Linked DNA regions of Mus musculus: region 1 is linked to region 2. The links are chromatin loops, found by intact Hi-C in ENCODE. Cell type or tissue: gastrocnemius. All regions are shown on one strand.

Evidence for each region. Hi-C counts contacts between places; a loop is a spot of excess contacts. Peaks named below come from ENCODE experiments on the same cell type or tissue, not always from the same donor. Only the 100,000 strongest peaks of a DNase experiment are listed, where the experiment ranks them.
Region 1: a loop joins it to region 2, with 1.8 times the contacts of the local background. A loop is called at or near these places in 2 of 42 quality-filtered maps.

Annotation. Positions count from the first base shown.
Region 1 is chr13:41,750,971-41,758,970 of GRCm38, reverse strand. No RefSeq gene overlaps it. Among named protein-coding and RNA genes, the nearest start is that of Gm40925, 78 kb to the right of the region's middle. In gastrocnemius, no CTCF peak of the experiment used is centred here; a DNase peak (open chromatin) is centred at 4,784; H3K4me3 peaks cover 139 bases.
Region 2 is chr13:41,870,654-41,878,653 of GRCm38, reverse strand. The region is part of intron 1 of Gm10790 (predicted gene 10790); the gene reads right to left. Among named protein-coding and RNA genes, the nearest start is that of Gm10790, 8.7 kb to the right of the region's middle. In gastrocnemius, no CTCF peak of the experiment used is centred here; no DNase peak of the experiment used is centred here; H3K4me3 peaks cover 779 bases; H3K27ac peaks cover 712 bases.

The DNA of each region.
Region 1 (8,000 bases), 120 kb after region 2:
CCAGGTCCTCCCTCAGGCCCTAGAGACTGGCAAGCAGCGGGTTTAGTTGGAATTTCTGAGGAAAGACCCCAGACCAAGGAGCAAGAGATAAAGACCCATCCCCCTGAAGACTGCAAGGGGCAGGGCAAGGCTGATTTACTTCTGTTCCTTTAAGGAGACTTGCCCTACATCTGACTCCGACAGTGAAACTGTGATGAAATTCAAGGGAGCCCACAGGGACCACTTTTGTTTGGTTTGCATTGTGCAATGCCCCCATAAACTCATGGGTTTGAACACTTGGTGCTAAGATCTTGAACGTTGCGCGCCTTCAGAAGGACTATACCAAGCCAAACAGTTCCACATGAGGTTTATTGGGAGAGAGAGGGGCAAGGTGGTGGCAGAAAGAGAAGTGGGGAAGAGAGAGAGATCAGGGGGGCCTTTCTTTATATATGGGTGATGATGTAACACAGGTAAAGGTGGGAGGTGAGCCAAGTGGATTCTGAGAATAAGGTGGCTGTTGCTTTGGCAACAGGTCTGCGGGTCCGCCTATGTGATGTCAGGTCCTGATACCAACACTTGGTCCCCAGCTACCTTGTTCTGTTTTGAAAGGCTATGAAACCTGTACTTGGGGGGTTTCCTGGAGGAAGTGACACACGGGGGGGGGGGGGGGGCTTGAGCTTTGATGGTCTGTTCCCATTTCCTATTGGAAATCAGTTTCCTGATTGCAGATGCAATGTACCACACTCTACTCATGGTCACTTCTCTGCACCGATGAACGGTGTACCTTTTTAGACTGTAAGACAAAATAAAACCTTCCTCCCTAAAGGTGATTTTTGTTTGGTGTTTGGTCATAGCCACTGCTTTCCCTCTAGCCTCCAGCCTCCAGCCTCCAGTGCTTCCTAGGCCTCACTTGAGATCATCTATCTGGCGCCACCATTGATTTCTCAGAGGGCCATCCCCAAGCTCTACAAAAAAGCCTTTTTGGATCAACCCTCTCTAGGGCTTCTGATCCTCTGAACACCCATAGTCTCTGTTTCTCTCTCTGTCTCTGTCTCTCTGTCTCTGTCTCACACACACACACACACACACACACACACACAGAGTCTTTTCTGTCTCTCTGCACGTGTCTACCTGGTATTTGTTTCCACATTAGTGTAGGGTACTGAAAACAGTAACACTCAGACCCTGACAAGAACTGACCTTAAATTCTAACTCCATGATCACAGTCTGCATTAAAGCTAAAGAAAAAAAGAGGTTTGCTTTTCTGAATCTTTATTCCTGGTCTGTGCAGATAAGATTGTAATACCTTCCAAGATTAGATAAAATAAGATTAAAATATCTTGTACACTCCTTTAGTCCCCAAACTAGAGGTATAATAGGCAGATCTCTGTGAGTTCAAGGTCACCATAGAGAGTTCCGGCCAGTTATGGCTACATATTAAGACCCTCTTTCAAATATTATACACACACACACACACACACACATCATGATTAATAAGCATTAAATGGTGGGTCCAAGTACCTGGGCTCTAAGAACCCATCTTGTCCTGCTGATTTCAAATGCCTGAGGTAAAGAGACATGTCTACCTTTGTCCTCACCAAAGCCTAGTAGCATACCAGTATAAAACAACAGACATATAAACAGATTTAGGGTTGCACAGAGTTTCTTCATCTCTTTGTCTTCTTTATCCAACTCTTCCTCGAAAGCTGAGACCACTCCCTGACATTACAGACAATTATCTCATGTAAGATATCTGTCACCAGTGACATCCAAAAGAATTCCTTTCAAATCAATGGTCAAATGACAATTTCCACCTAAGTCTAGCTTGGTGAACTAATGAGTTTATCTTATAGGAGCATGGGTGAAGGAGAGCCTACAGCAACATAGGTAACTCAAAGGCAGCTTTGTCACAGAAAAGCCTATTCCCAGCAGGGACAACAACTCATGAAAGCTGCAACTCTGGAGCTCCCCGAATGACACGCAGACAGTGTAATAAGGTTGTCAAGTCTCTGTCCCCAGCAGTCCTTACTACTTATGTAACGTTGAGGAAAGACCTCATGAATCTTGTAAATTTCAGGGACTCCTTAGCCTTTTGAGTTTTCTTTACCTCCTCAGTCTTTTTTTTTTAATTTATTTATTTTTATTTATATGAGTATACTGTAGTTGTCTTCAGACACACACCAGAAGAGTGCATCGGATTCCATTACAGTTGGTTGTGAGACACCATGTCATTGCTGGGAACTGAACTCAGGACCTTTGGAAGAGCTGTCAGTGCTCTTTACCTCTGAGCCATCTCTCCAGCCCACCTCCTCAGTCTTAATGAACCTTCCTCAACCTTAAACTTACTAGTGTTTAAATTCAGAGGAAATTTCTACACAACAGAATTGTCTGTAGAACAACTGGATAGCCTTGGTTACCCAGAGGATCCTATAGAGTGCAGGATTCCTTAAAAGAGACGGAAAAGGAACATTAAAGACAAACTCTTTTTACATAAGAATTGGGCTGGAGGGACTGGAGAGATGTCTCAGTCTTTAAGAGCACTTCAAGACTGCTCTTCTAGAGGTCCTAAATTCGATTTCCAGCAACTACATGGTGACTTACAACCATCTGTAATGAAATCTGATACCCTCTTCTGGTGTGTCTGAAGACAGCTACACTATACTCATATACATAAAACAAATAAATCGAAGAAGAAGAAGAAGAAGAAGAAGAAGAAGAAGAAGAAGAAGAAGAAGAAGAAGAAGAAGAAGAAGAAGAAGAAGAAGAAGAAAAGAAGAAGAAAGATTTGGGCTGGTGAAATGCCTCAGTCAGTTATGTGCTTGCCATGCAGGCACTAGGACCTGAATTTGGATCCCTAGAACCCACATAGAAAGCTGGTGTGGGGTGGCCCAATTGTGGCTAGACTCATAGCCCAGTAGGGCCTAGAGGACAAGAAAACAGAAGGATCCAGTAGCATGCTGGCCAGCCCAGCTAGCCAAATCCACAAGATTCAGGTTCAGTAAAAAAGACCTGTCTTGAAGGAAGAAGAGTGGCCGAGTACCCTTCATGCCAACCTCTGGCCTCCACTCACATTCATGCAGACAGACAGACAGACAGACAGACAGACAGACAGACACACACACACACACACACACACACACACACACACACACACACACATAACAAAGCTCATCTTACTATAGGTGGCTGTTTGCTTCTTCCTAAAGGATGTGCTGCTGTTAAGGCTTTATCTAGTGAGATTCAATTACATCATTTCCATCCTGATCTCCAGAGGTCAAATCTTTTAAGTCCAGATTCCATTTGAGAGAACCTGACTATAAGGAACACAAGGCCCCAGAAGGCATTTTTCCCAGTGCTACAAACCAAGCCATAGCGTGAACGTGTGGATGTGATAAAGTTGGAGTAAGGGGGGTAATGTGTAAATGCCTTAGTTATGACTGGCTGAAATTAGTTTTAAAAACTCCTGTCTGGCCACGGCAACTTGCTCAATCATGGAGTCTGGCTGAGAAACGAATCCACGAGGATGCCCGGTGCCAAATGAGAACATGCCCCCAAGTGCGGGTCCAGCTCCAGCGGAATCCAAAAAGCAGCAAGAGACGCTGTCTGATGTACCTTATACACCGGCACAAACATCAGCCAGATCAGAGGTTAGTGAGGTGTGTGTGTGTGTGTGTGTGTGTGTGTGTGTGTGTGTGTGTGTCTTGGGGGGGTGGGGGGTGGGGGGGACAAGCTAGCTTGAATAAAGACTCTGCTGTGAATTGCATCAGATTGGCTCTTGTCTGTTTTTTGTTTGTTTGTTTGTTTTTTAGGGGTGGGGGCAGATCAAACACTTCCTTAGCACTACAATCTCATCAACCTGCCCCATGGTCTGATTCTAGAAGAGTTGAGGATAAAAGACCTCTGATCTTACTGCCAGACCGTATATCTTGCTAATGTTGAGGGAAGAAAATAAAAATCGTTACTGAGAATAAAGCCTTCCATGATCTCTCGAGAAACAGTTTGTGTTTGTAACTACATCCTATGTTCACCTTCCTCTCCCAAAGATTGCTGGATGATATTTATGGTACCCAAAACTGAGCTGTGGCTGGGAATCTCGGCAGCTAATGGGTCAACAGAACAGTGCACTCCCTTGGAAGTATAGATGGAAAAGACAAAGCTGTCTTAGGCTGTTGGAGTCCCCAGTCTTGAAGGTTTGGCTTAGATTGCAGGAATTTAAACTTACATCATGCCTGGAGAGAGAACTGGTGTTGGGTTATCAGCATCGTAGGAAGAGGAGTGACAGGCAGAAGAAACCTGGATCCCATTGGCTCCTTTGGATCCTGACTCAACACTGAATTTTGCCATAGTCCTCCCTCCCAAGTATCCATGATATTGATCAATCAGAGAACCTCACGTGCTTGTAAGAGACCAGATCTTGGGTTCAGACTCGATCTAAGAGAACATGACCTCAGGTTGAACATGAGTTAACCAACAAGCAGGGCTCCTAGCACCAGTTTCCAGGTTACTCCTCAATAAGCCAGTGTCTAGCACCAGTTTCCAGGTTACAAGCCTGACCCCCTGTTATTTCACTTCCTAACAACCACCAATCAGAAGGAAAGCAGAAGTTAAATTTATGGTTTGGCTCCCAGCACCAGCCAATTATGTTAAAGGGCAACAAAATTCCATAATACCCCCCCCCCCCACACACACACACAATGAGATGTGTGCCAGGCTAGAGACCTTCCTCACTTGCTTGCCATTTGTTATAAAGCTTTGTCCAGCTGAGAACTCAGGGCTGCACCCTCCAGTTCTGCTGCATCAGAGACAGTGGCACGTGGCCAAAGCTCTAGCTTATAATGAAGACCCTAGTGTGACTGCATCAGAGTCAGCTTCTTGGTGGTCTTTTGGGGTTCACGAAACAGGCACAACACTTGAAATAATGGACACTGTGCTTATGGGGAAGGGTAGAAGATGTCTTCTTTATCCTCACCCATCCCTGCCTCAAAGCATAGAGCCTCGTGCATGGCACACGTGAAATACATGTTTGGTACCTAGTCAGATTTAAGTAGCACGCTCAGTGATTCATAAGGAACCAACATTCAGCTCCTGGTCCATCTGCAGAGCCTACACGCTCCTGTAGTTTCCTCTCCATCAACATCATTCAATCTTACTGAAAATACACTCTCAGAAATGAATTTTTGGTCAGGTTCTCAGAAGAAATACACATACAACCAAATTATATATGCCTGCACATAACTGAAATAAAACTTTTATAAAATCACATTCATTTTAAAATACATGTGAGGCCCTATATTTCCCACAAATCTTTTATTTCGTTATTTAAACTCTGCAACTATTGCTGATTTTTCTAACCCAATCAGTGTTATAGATATTATGTATTTTGTAGTCTAATAATAATAGTAATAATAGGGTTCAACTTAGTGTTGAGCCACATGACACTCTCTTGCTCTCTCATTCATTCATTTAACAAATAATAATGAAATGCCTGTTCCATATATGGCCCTGGCTGTCTGCAGCTCATGGTTGTTTAGAGACTTGGGATCCTCTCCCTGGGACATTTTCACTAGGGTTGAATGTTCACATCATTTCCTCCAGTGGCCCCATAGGAGAGGCAGAACACAGCCCGTGGTCCCCACCTCACACCTACAGCTGCTCTACTGCTCCAGCAGCACCTCTGAGATGTTGACAGTCTCTCCATGACAGCTTCCACACAAGAGCTTCCGGACTGTCCTCTGAGGCCTCAGCCCGGCTCAGCAGACTGATTTCGTTTCACTTCAGGGAGTTGCTCCCACTCAGCACATTTTTGTTGTTGTTGTTGTTAAGTATCGAATGATGGAATTAGTTGATGCTAGGTTAGTTTTACCTGACTGGGACTCTGCTATGTGATCCTGAGGGTGTGGGAGGGAATGATAGAGACATGCTTTTGCGTGTGAAATTTCTATGTACATCTAAAAGTCATTCATGCTGTCATTTTATGTATAGCACTAACTTGACCTGTCTGAATTACAAAATCACTTCATTAAATCAAATTCTCTTTGTTGTATAATAGATTATATTGGTGTTTGCCTCTGCCAGATGCTTTCTGCCACTGTGACCTTTGACTGTCACCATACATCACCAAACTAAAAGAGAAGAGGCCAAAGTGAGCCACGGGCCATCAAGACTGTCATGTTTTTCCCCATACTCTATGCAAAGGCTATCAGATTCAGAAGTAGCCACAACTGATAGACAGGCTCATATGAAATCACAGCAATAGACAATGAAAACCATGAGCCAAGCCTGCCTCTGTGAAGTCCCTCAGGAGGGCAGGCAGCAAGTGCTAGGCCTCCATCTGTATTGTCTCTTGTAGGTTTGTGGCTGCTGGGGCCACCTTTGTACTTGCCCATATAGGAGTATGTGTTTCTGAGTAATAATCAAATCAAAAAAAAGGAAAGAACTGTCACAAAATGGCTTTGGACCATACAGAGAACTCTCAGTCTACCAGGGAGCCACCCAGGATCTGGGCATATAAGACCAAAAATTATTCATCCAATGCATAGTAGTTCTCCCTTGGAAAAGACATTCCAAGACCTGCATTGAGTATCTGAAACATCTAAGGGTAATACAAACCAATATATACACTATGTTTTCTCCTGTGGTAAAGTTTAATAAATTGGACACAGCAAGAGATCAACCATCATAAATAATAATAACAGGATGATTGTAGACTATAATAAAAGTTACCAGCTAGGTTGTTTATTTCTGGAATGTTCCGTTTCGTGGATTTGGGATGGCAGTTAGAGGTAAGTAAATGAAACTTTAGAATTGAGACAGTAGCTAAGAGAAGACCAATGTACTTTAATGAAAGGAACTTGCACACTCCTTAAGCTGAGCTTAACGGAAATTTCTTAAGTACACAAACCTAGGTGCTGTGGGTGTTTACTGAGGAAGAGATGGAACGTGTAACTCCAGGGAGGGGCCCATAACAGGTAACTCTAAATGATTCGTGGTCTAATGTGTTACATGCAGTCAAAGAACAGCTCCAACCCCCTCCATGGTGGATGGGTGAACACATGGAGATGCACCTCTTGCATGTTGACTGACCACCCTGCTGTAAATCACTTCGCCTTCACTCAGCACCTGTCATTTCCCGGAGTCACAGAGACAGTCACAAAAGACCCATAAGCACCAGCAGCCTTGATGGCTGTCATTACCTTAGTATCAAATAGTCCCGAAGTATATTTAGTTAAAATGTTATCATTACTAAATCTAATCATATTTACCATATGAATTCATTACAGTCTCAATACCTTAGAAGAGCGTAGCTGTTAATTGTTTTAGAGCTTTATAGTTACTGTAACAAAATGCCACAAGCTGGGCACCTTAAACACTATGAAAGTATATTTCCCCACAGATGAAGAAGCTAATCGTCTTACGGATCAAGCATAGTAGCTGTATGTCTCCTTAGAAGGTGGAGAGGAAGACCCTTCCTTCTGCTGGCTCCTGGCGGCACTTGTTTAATCACAGCAATGCTATCATCTCTGCTTCCATTTTTCTTCCTATTTGTGACTCCCCCACCCGCACCCCGCACCTTACGAGAATCAGGACTCCAGATCCAAATGTCCCTCTCTTTTCTCATATAAACCAGAGTCATGGGAGGGACATAGTGACTCCTCCAAGTCCAACATAATTCACTTCAGGCTCCTTAGCACTTCACAGATGCGAAGGTCTTAGGACAAACTTAGTTCCCTTTCTGATGGTCTGGGAGTTTGTGAATCCTGGAGGCTGCTCTTCAGCTCAATGTGACCAACTCAGCTGGAGAGGACAGGCAGGTGAGCTTCTCCCTTCAGATACAGAGACCATTGAGCAATGGAACCATGGAGCTGGAATTTCCCCAGAAGAAGGACAGGGGGAAAGGAAAGGCTGGGGCTCTACTGCCAGGCACAGGGGAGCTTGTCTTCCCCGAAGAAGTTTTTGTCACCATGTCGACAATTTTCCAGATAGCAAGAACCAGTAGCCACACTCCATCTTTTCCCTTCTCT
Region 2 (8,000 bases):
AGAGTGAAACTCTTCCAAACACAAGTGCATTTATTCATGTGTTCTGTACTGGTCACTGTAGTACAGAGGAGTTCCCAAGCAACGTTTGCCTTTGCACATCTAAGGAAGTTTTGGTGCAAGGCCTAGAAACAGCTTAATGGCTGTGCTGGTTTGAATAAGAATGGCTCCATGGATATAAAGTTAACTCAAACAAATCAGTGGCCTTTCTCTCTACAAAGGATAAACAGGATGAGAAAGAAATTAGGGAAAAAACACCCTTCACAATAGTCACAAATAATATAAAATACCTTGGTGTGACTCTAACTAAGGAAGTGAAAGGTTTGTTTGATAAGAACTTCAAGTCTCTGAAGAAAGAAAATGAAGAAGATATCAGAAGATGGAAAGATCTCCCATGCTCATGGGTTGGCAGGATTAATATAGTAAAAATGGCTATCCTGCTGAAAGCAATCTACAGATTCAATGCAATCCCCATCAAAATTCCAACTCAATTCTTCACTGAGTTAGAAAGGGTAATCTGCAAATTCATCTGGAAAAATAAAAAACCTAGGGTAGCAAAAACTATCCTCAACAATAAAAGAACCTCTGGTGGAATCACCATGCCTGACATTAAGCTATACTACAGAGCAATTGTGATAAGAACTGCATGGTACTGGTACAGCAACAGATAGGTAGATCAATGGAATAGAATTGAAGACCCAGAAATGAACCCACACACCTATGGTCACTTGATCTTTGACAAGGGAGCTAAAACCATCCAGTGGAAAAAAGACAGCATTTTCAACAAATGGTGCTGGCACAACTGGCAGTTATCATGTAGAAGAATGCGAATTGATCCATTCTTATCTCCTTGTACAAAGCTCAAGTCTAAGTGGATCAAAGAATTCCAAATAAAACCAGAGACATTGAAATTTATAGAGGAGAAAGTGGGGAAAAGCCTCGAAGATGTGGGCACAGGGGGAAAATTCCTAAACAGAACAGCAATGGCTTGTGCTGTAAGATCAAGAATCGACAAATGGGACCTCATAAAATTGCAAAGCTTCCATAAGGCAAAATATACTGTCAATAAGACAAAAAGGCCACCAACAGATTGGGAAAGGATTTTTACCAATCCCAAATCTGATAGGTGACTAATATTCAATATATACAAAGAGCTCAAGAAGCTGGACTCCAGAAATTAAAATAACCCCATTAAAAATGGGGTTCAGAGCTAAACAAAGAATTGTCAATTGAGGAATACAGAAGGGTTGAGAAGCACCTGAAAAAATGTTAAGCATCCTTAATCATCAGGGAAATGCAAATCAAAACAACCCTGAGATTCCACCTCACACCAGTCAGAATGGCTAAGATCAAAAATTCAGGTGACAGCAGATGCTGGCCAGGATGTGGAGAAAAAGGAACACTCCTCCATTGCTGGTGGGATAGCAAACTTGTACAACCACTCTGGAAATCAGTCTGATGGTTCCTCAGAAAATTGGATATAGTATTACCAGTAGATCCAGTAATACCTCTCCTGGGCATATATCCAGAAAATGTTCTAACTGGTAATAAGGATACATGCTCCACTGTGTTCATAGCAGCCTTACTTATAATAGCCAGAAGCTGGAAAGAACCCAGATGCCCCTCAACAGAGGACTGGATACAGAAAATGTGGTACATTTACACAATGGAGTACTACTCAGCTATTAAAAACAATGAATTTATGAAATTCATAGGCAAATGGATGGATCTGGAGGTTATCATCCTGAGTGAGGTAACACAATCACAAAAGAACTCACTTGATATGCAGTCACTAATAAGTGGATATTAGCCCAGAAACTTAGAATACACAAGACACAATTTGCAAAACACAAGAAAACCAAGAAGAAGGAAGACCAACACGTGGATACTTCATTCCTCCTTAGAATAGGGAACAAACTACACATAGAAGGAGTTACAGAGACAAAGTTTGGAGTTGAGACAAAAGGATGGACCATCCAGAGACTACCCCATCCAGGGATCCATCCCATAATCAGCCACCAAATGCAGACGCTATTGCATATGCCAGCAAGATTTTGCAAAAAGGACCCTGATGTAGCTATCTCGTGTGAGGCTATGTCAGTTCCTGGCAAATACAGAAGTGGATGCTCATTGTCATCTACTGGATGGAACACCGCGTCCTCAATGGAGGAGCTAGAGAAAGTACCCAAGGAGCTGAAGGGGTCTGCAACTCTATATATAGGTGGAACAACAATATAAACTAACCAGTACCCCCAGAGCTCGTGCCTCTAGCTGCATATGTAGCAGAAGATGGCCTAGTTGGGCATCATTGGGAAGAGAGGCCCCTTGGTCTTGCAAACTTTACATGCTCCAGTACAGGGGAACACCAGGGCCAAGAAATGGGAGTGGGTTGGTAGGGGAGCAGGGGCTGGGGCGAAGGTATAGGGGACTTTCAGGATAGCATTTGAAATGTAAATAAAGAAAATATCTAATTAAAAAATTGAAAAAAATGGCCCCATGGGTTTATATGTTTGGATATTTGGTCCGCAGTTGGTGGAAGTGTTTGGGAAGGATTAAGAGGTAGGGTCTTGCTGGAGGTGGTATGTCACTAGGGATGGGATTTGAGGTTTCAAAACACTCATGCCATTCCCAGACAAATCTCTTTTCTTCTTGTTTGTAGATCAAAATGTAAGTTTTCACCTCCAGCTTGATAGCCATGCCTGCCGGCTGCTGCCATGTTCCTTACCAGGAAGGTCATGGAAATCAGACACTATGTAACTGTAAGCTTTAAATAAACCCTTTCTTCTATAAGTTTCCTTGATCATGGCATCTCTTCATAACAATAGACATGTAACTATGACAGCAATGGGGGTTCTGAGACAGGGTTTCTCTGTGTATCCTTGGCTGTCCTGGAACTCACTTTGTAGACCAGGCTGGCCTCGAACTCAGAAATCCACCTGCCTCTGCCTCCTGAGTGCTGGGATTAAAGGTGTGTGCCACCACACCCAGCTGCAAGAAGCATTCTTTAAGCAGCTCTGAATTATTACTATGACTACTGTGAGTACCACAGTCTTTCCAAGTACAAAGAAGTTTCAGGAGACTCAGCTCCTACCCCTGACTTTTGGGCTGCTGGATTGACAATCTCTCTCTCTCTCTCTCTCTCTCTCTCTCTCTCTCTCTCTCTCTCTCTCTCTCTCTCTCCCTCCCTCCCTCAACTCCCTCCTCTCCTTCCTTCCCTTCCTCTCTCTCTTCCCCTCCTCCTCTTCCTCCCCCTCCTCCCTTTCCCTCTCCCCCTCCCTCTCTTGTATGTGTGGATGTATTCATGTAGATGTGTGCACATGCATGCACAGAGATGCATGTTCATGTGTGTGCCAATACACGTGGGGGCCAGAGGTTGATGTCTGGTATTTCCCTCAATCACTTCTACCTTATTTTTTGAGACAAACTAAATCCAGAGCTCACTGATTTAGCTAAGCTGGTTGGCCAATGAGCTCCAAGGGTCTGTCTGTTTGTCTCTGTAGTGATGGAATTACAGATGCTGGCCACCATACTGTGCGTTTTATATGTAAGTATTGAGGACCTGAACTCAGTTCCTCATGCTTGCACAGCAAGCATTTTATTGATCAAGCCATCAGCTTCTTTCTAGCACTATTAAAAAAAAAATATGTCAGCCATACATGTTCTTGTCTTTGTGGCATCCAGGGTGACAGAAATTTCCAGTGGGGCCAGGGAAACATCCACAGAATTTGTACAAGTAATCAGCTCCTGTCCATATGCTCCAGATTCTGCTGGCCTATACAGGAACCCATCCAGGACCATGGACAACCAGTTAAAGCCTACTTAAGAAATACATGGAATAGTAAGATTTTTAACAGGGTGAGCTGAATGAAGCGGTGAGGTGAAGATCCTGTAGTATCTTGTTCCCACAACTGCTGCCATTCCATATCAGCTTCTGGCTCTTAAGCCCAAAGGTCAACCAACCCCAAGGCAGCTGGCGAGCATAGTAACCTTCACCATTAGGCTCCGTCTTAAACCATTCCCTCTAGGTCTGCAGCTCAGGGGAACTCCTTTAAGATCCTCTGGCAGTATTACTGTGGTTAGAATTACACAGTGTCTCCTAGCACAGGGTTCTTTGACTAATGCTCAGTATACTTTGGCTTGGAATGATGGTCAACACCCAATGTGAAAACATTGTTTCCTGATGCTTCACACGTTTTCCCTTTGTCTATTTTTATGTTTTATTTTTATTTGGAAAAATAGCCATCTACATTTTTATGTATACTGCCATGCATTGATGCACACACATATTGCGTAATGATCAAATAAGGGTAGTTAGCATAAGCACTTTTCATTTTTTGTAGTAAGAATGTTCAAAGTTCTTTAGCTATTTTGAAATATACAATAAAACATTATAAAGATGGTCACCCTACTGTGCAACAGAATTCTGGAAAATGTGTTATTTCCCAATTTAACTATAACTTTGCATCCATTGAATAATCATTTCTTATGTCTCTTATCTCTAATATTATGGCTATGCTATTCATAATATAATCCACTTAAGTGTGTACTGGTGAATGAATGACTAGAGAAGCTATCTCCTCCACCACATGGAATACTATGCAGTATTAAAAGAAAGGAAATCCTACAATTTGTGCAGTTGATGAACCAGGATGTTATGTCATGCACAGTAAGCTTAGTACAGAAAGACAAACATCACATCATCTTCCACATCTGTTTTAGTCAGGGTTTCTATTCCTAAACAAACATCATGACCAAAAAACAAGTTGGGGACGAAAGGGTTTGTCAGCTTACATTTCCACATTGCTGTTCATCACTAAAGAAAGTCAGGACTGGAACTCAAGCAGGTCAGAAAACAGCAGCTGATGCAGAGGCCATGGAGGGATGTTCCTTGCTGGCTTGCCTCCCCTGGCTTGCTCAGCCTGCTCTCTTATAGAACCAAGATTACCAGCCCAGAGATGGCCCCACCCACAAGGGGCCTTTCCCCCTTGATCACTAATTGAGAAAATGCCTTCCAGTTGGATATCATGGAGGCATCTCCTCAACTGAAGCTCCTTTCTCTGTAATAACTCCAGCTGAGTCAAGTTGACACAAAACTAGCCACTACAACATCCATAAAACCTTTTATTTTAACATAATATAGGACCATCTTGTGAGTTAACTCTTCTTTGATTTTACTAAAATTAGTTGCTTTTTCTTCTCCCCCTCCTTTACTACATAGTGATGACTAGATATTTCCTCACACAGGCCACTTAAGACAGATGAAATACTCAGCTTGGGGTATGAGTATGAACTTTTACTCTTAATAAAAAAAAAAAAAAAAAACTAGAAGGTTGGGGAGGATGCCATTACACTGGTACAAAAAAATATATAAAAAGTTGTATATGAAGGCATCCAGTTGTGAAATACCACAGGGATCCTACCTGGCAGTTATAAGGGATTTTAAAGACCAGACAGTTCTTGTGCATGACAGTATTACTGAGATAGCCCGTGGGTTTGTTATAGATGTGACTAACAAATCATCTTTAGACCATTCTCTGTGCCCCCTAGGTTATTTGCTCTGAGGATAGAGCCTGGTTCTCAGACTCTGTGACAGGGAAACTCTGTCCTAGTGATCACGGAGAACAAGGCACTTGGAAAAGTCCTGGCCCACGGCAGAGGTTGTCTTATATGTTGAAATGATATGTGAATGGTGGTGTAGCTCAGTATGGCCGGCACATCGCCCCACACCCCCCTTCATCCCACAGGACTGCACAGTTTATTTCCTCCAAACAAGCAAGCTTTTTCTGAGAAGACGTGTGGTCACCCCCTGTGTGACTGAGAGTAAGACAGCCATGGGCTTGAGTTAGTGTAAACAGGCAAATTCAAGTACGGAAAAACACAATTAAACAAAACAATTGTTTTTAATTGAGTTCAATCAAATTGTTTCTCAACTCGAAAACTGGCAAATTCTTCTTCCTTGGCAGTCACTTCCAACACTTTACCAGAAAATGCTGGCTTGGCAGAAGGAATCTGAGAGAAATTTCTACAGAAACGCCATCGCCGAACTCTGTCCTATCTGCTAATGTAAAGAATCTACGCTACCTACTACTTCCCGGATGGACTCAGCCACCATCCTCATTGACTATAACGTGGCATTCAGCAGATATCAAAATAGCAGCGTGTGTCACAAGCTTCGTTTTCCTCCACAGTGACCTTGGATTAACCCTTCCCCCTTCTCTCCACAGCTAATTAAATCCAGGGACAGTTCAGTAAGGCATCCTGCCGGTGAAATATTTAGTGAGGGTCTATAATTCTTTCCTGCTTGTCCCATCCACTCTGCTTGTTTCTCCACAGTCCATCCACTTCAGCATCTCAATATTTTCTCAAAAACCAGCAGTATCGCTATGGTAACATCGTAAACCAGTCCCTCGCCCAACTCTTCAAGGAGTTTATAAAAATCCAGCTGTAAAAATTGGCCAGTGGCTCTAAGGGCTGCTTGTTTTATGTGTGGTCGTTAGCCTCTTCCCTCTTTCCTTTTTACACCACACCCACTACCAATCTGTCATTTAGGAATATTTACAAAGTCATTTAACAGGTACGAAGCCACTGGGAAGGAAATTGAGATGGAGAAAAGTCAGAAAATGTCTCTTCCAATGTGACATTGCTAATTCTAGAAGCGAGGTGGTCACACCCTGCCTCTCCTCACCACCTGAGTTAATTCTGCCGAAATGGGGAGTTTGGCTCTCACCTCACTCTGATTTCCTTCCTCTGCCTTGAAAACCGAGTTGTCCCTAAGTGCCCTTAAACACAGGAATAGCCACACATACCGGACCCATGCAGGCAGTCCCAAGAATATGAGGGAAAGAATTTTCTAGCAACTAACGGCCATCACTCTGGAACCCGGCTTCTAGAAATAGGGTTTGTTTATTACTCTTTTATTTTCTTCATCAAAAAGTATTCTAAGAAATCGGAATCTGCAGCTTCCCTCATGCCTACCAGTTCCCTCCTTGGGTTGACTTGCTCTGCTCTGTGTGTGTGTGTGTGTGTGTGTGTGTGTGTGTGTGTGTGTGTGTGTGTTTGTGTGTGTGTTGAAATTCCATTTATTTTTACCCTCTGGCTTTACATTACATGTCATGGTTTATAGTCAGAGCTGACTCAGCTGTACCAAGGCAAAGATGATTCTTAACATCTGTGGATTTTGCTAGTATGTTTGTTTGTTTGTTTGTTTTTAAATAAAACTGAGCTTGTTCAAAAGCAAGCAAGCCTGGTGGCACATGCCTATGATCCCAGCTGAGGCAAGGGAATTGTCACGTTAAAGCCACCCTGAGCTGTACAAGGAGACCTACTTCAATGACAGGATATGTTTTCAAAACTTTTAAATTGTTCTAAGAGAGAAGAAACAACAAAATCCAAGGAATATTATCCAACTATAAATATCCTGTGTTAGTATCTTTGAAGAGTGTTAAATACATATTTAATGCATGCATGAATGAATCAATGAATGAATGAATGAATGAATGAATGAATGAATGAATGAAAATACATGTGTTCATATATGACATTAGGGATGTTAGAGGCCCATGAGCATAAATGGGTTGGAGGCTTTGATGCACTTCACGGAGAGTAACTTACCTCAGAACAAACACGGGATGCATGTAATTAAGTAGCTCCTAGTGAGAGGCACTTGAATGACTGTCATATAGCCAGCTAAGAGAGAGGGGGACAGGTGGCCTGAGCAGGGTCTATTCTGGAGTTGAGAAGCTGGATCTTAGGTCATCTGTATGTAGAGAGATCTCAGTGTAATAAATAGCAACACCATCCCTACAAGCATAACAGTCGTGAGGTAGAGAAGCTTGTCCCCCAAGCTGGTGGTCTGGCTCTAACCACCGCCCTTGCCTCTCTCCTTCACTAAGCACAATGTTTGATACTAAGTATGGACACCCAGCACTCAAGGTGTGCGTTTCCTCTGTGAGTCATTGGACATGTTCATTTCTAATTAGTAATACCTGGCAGTATATTATCTC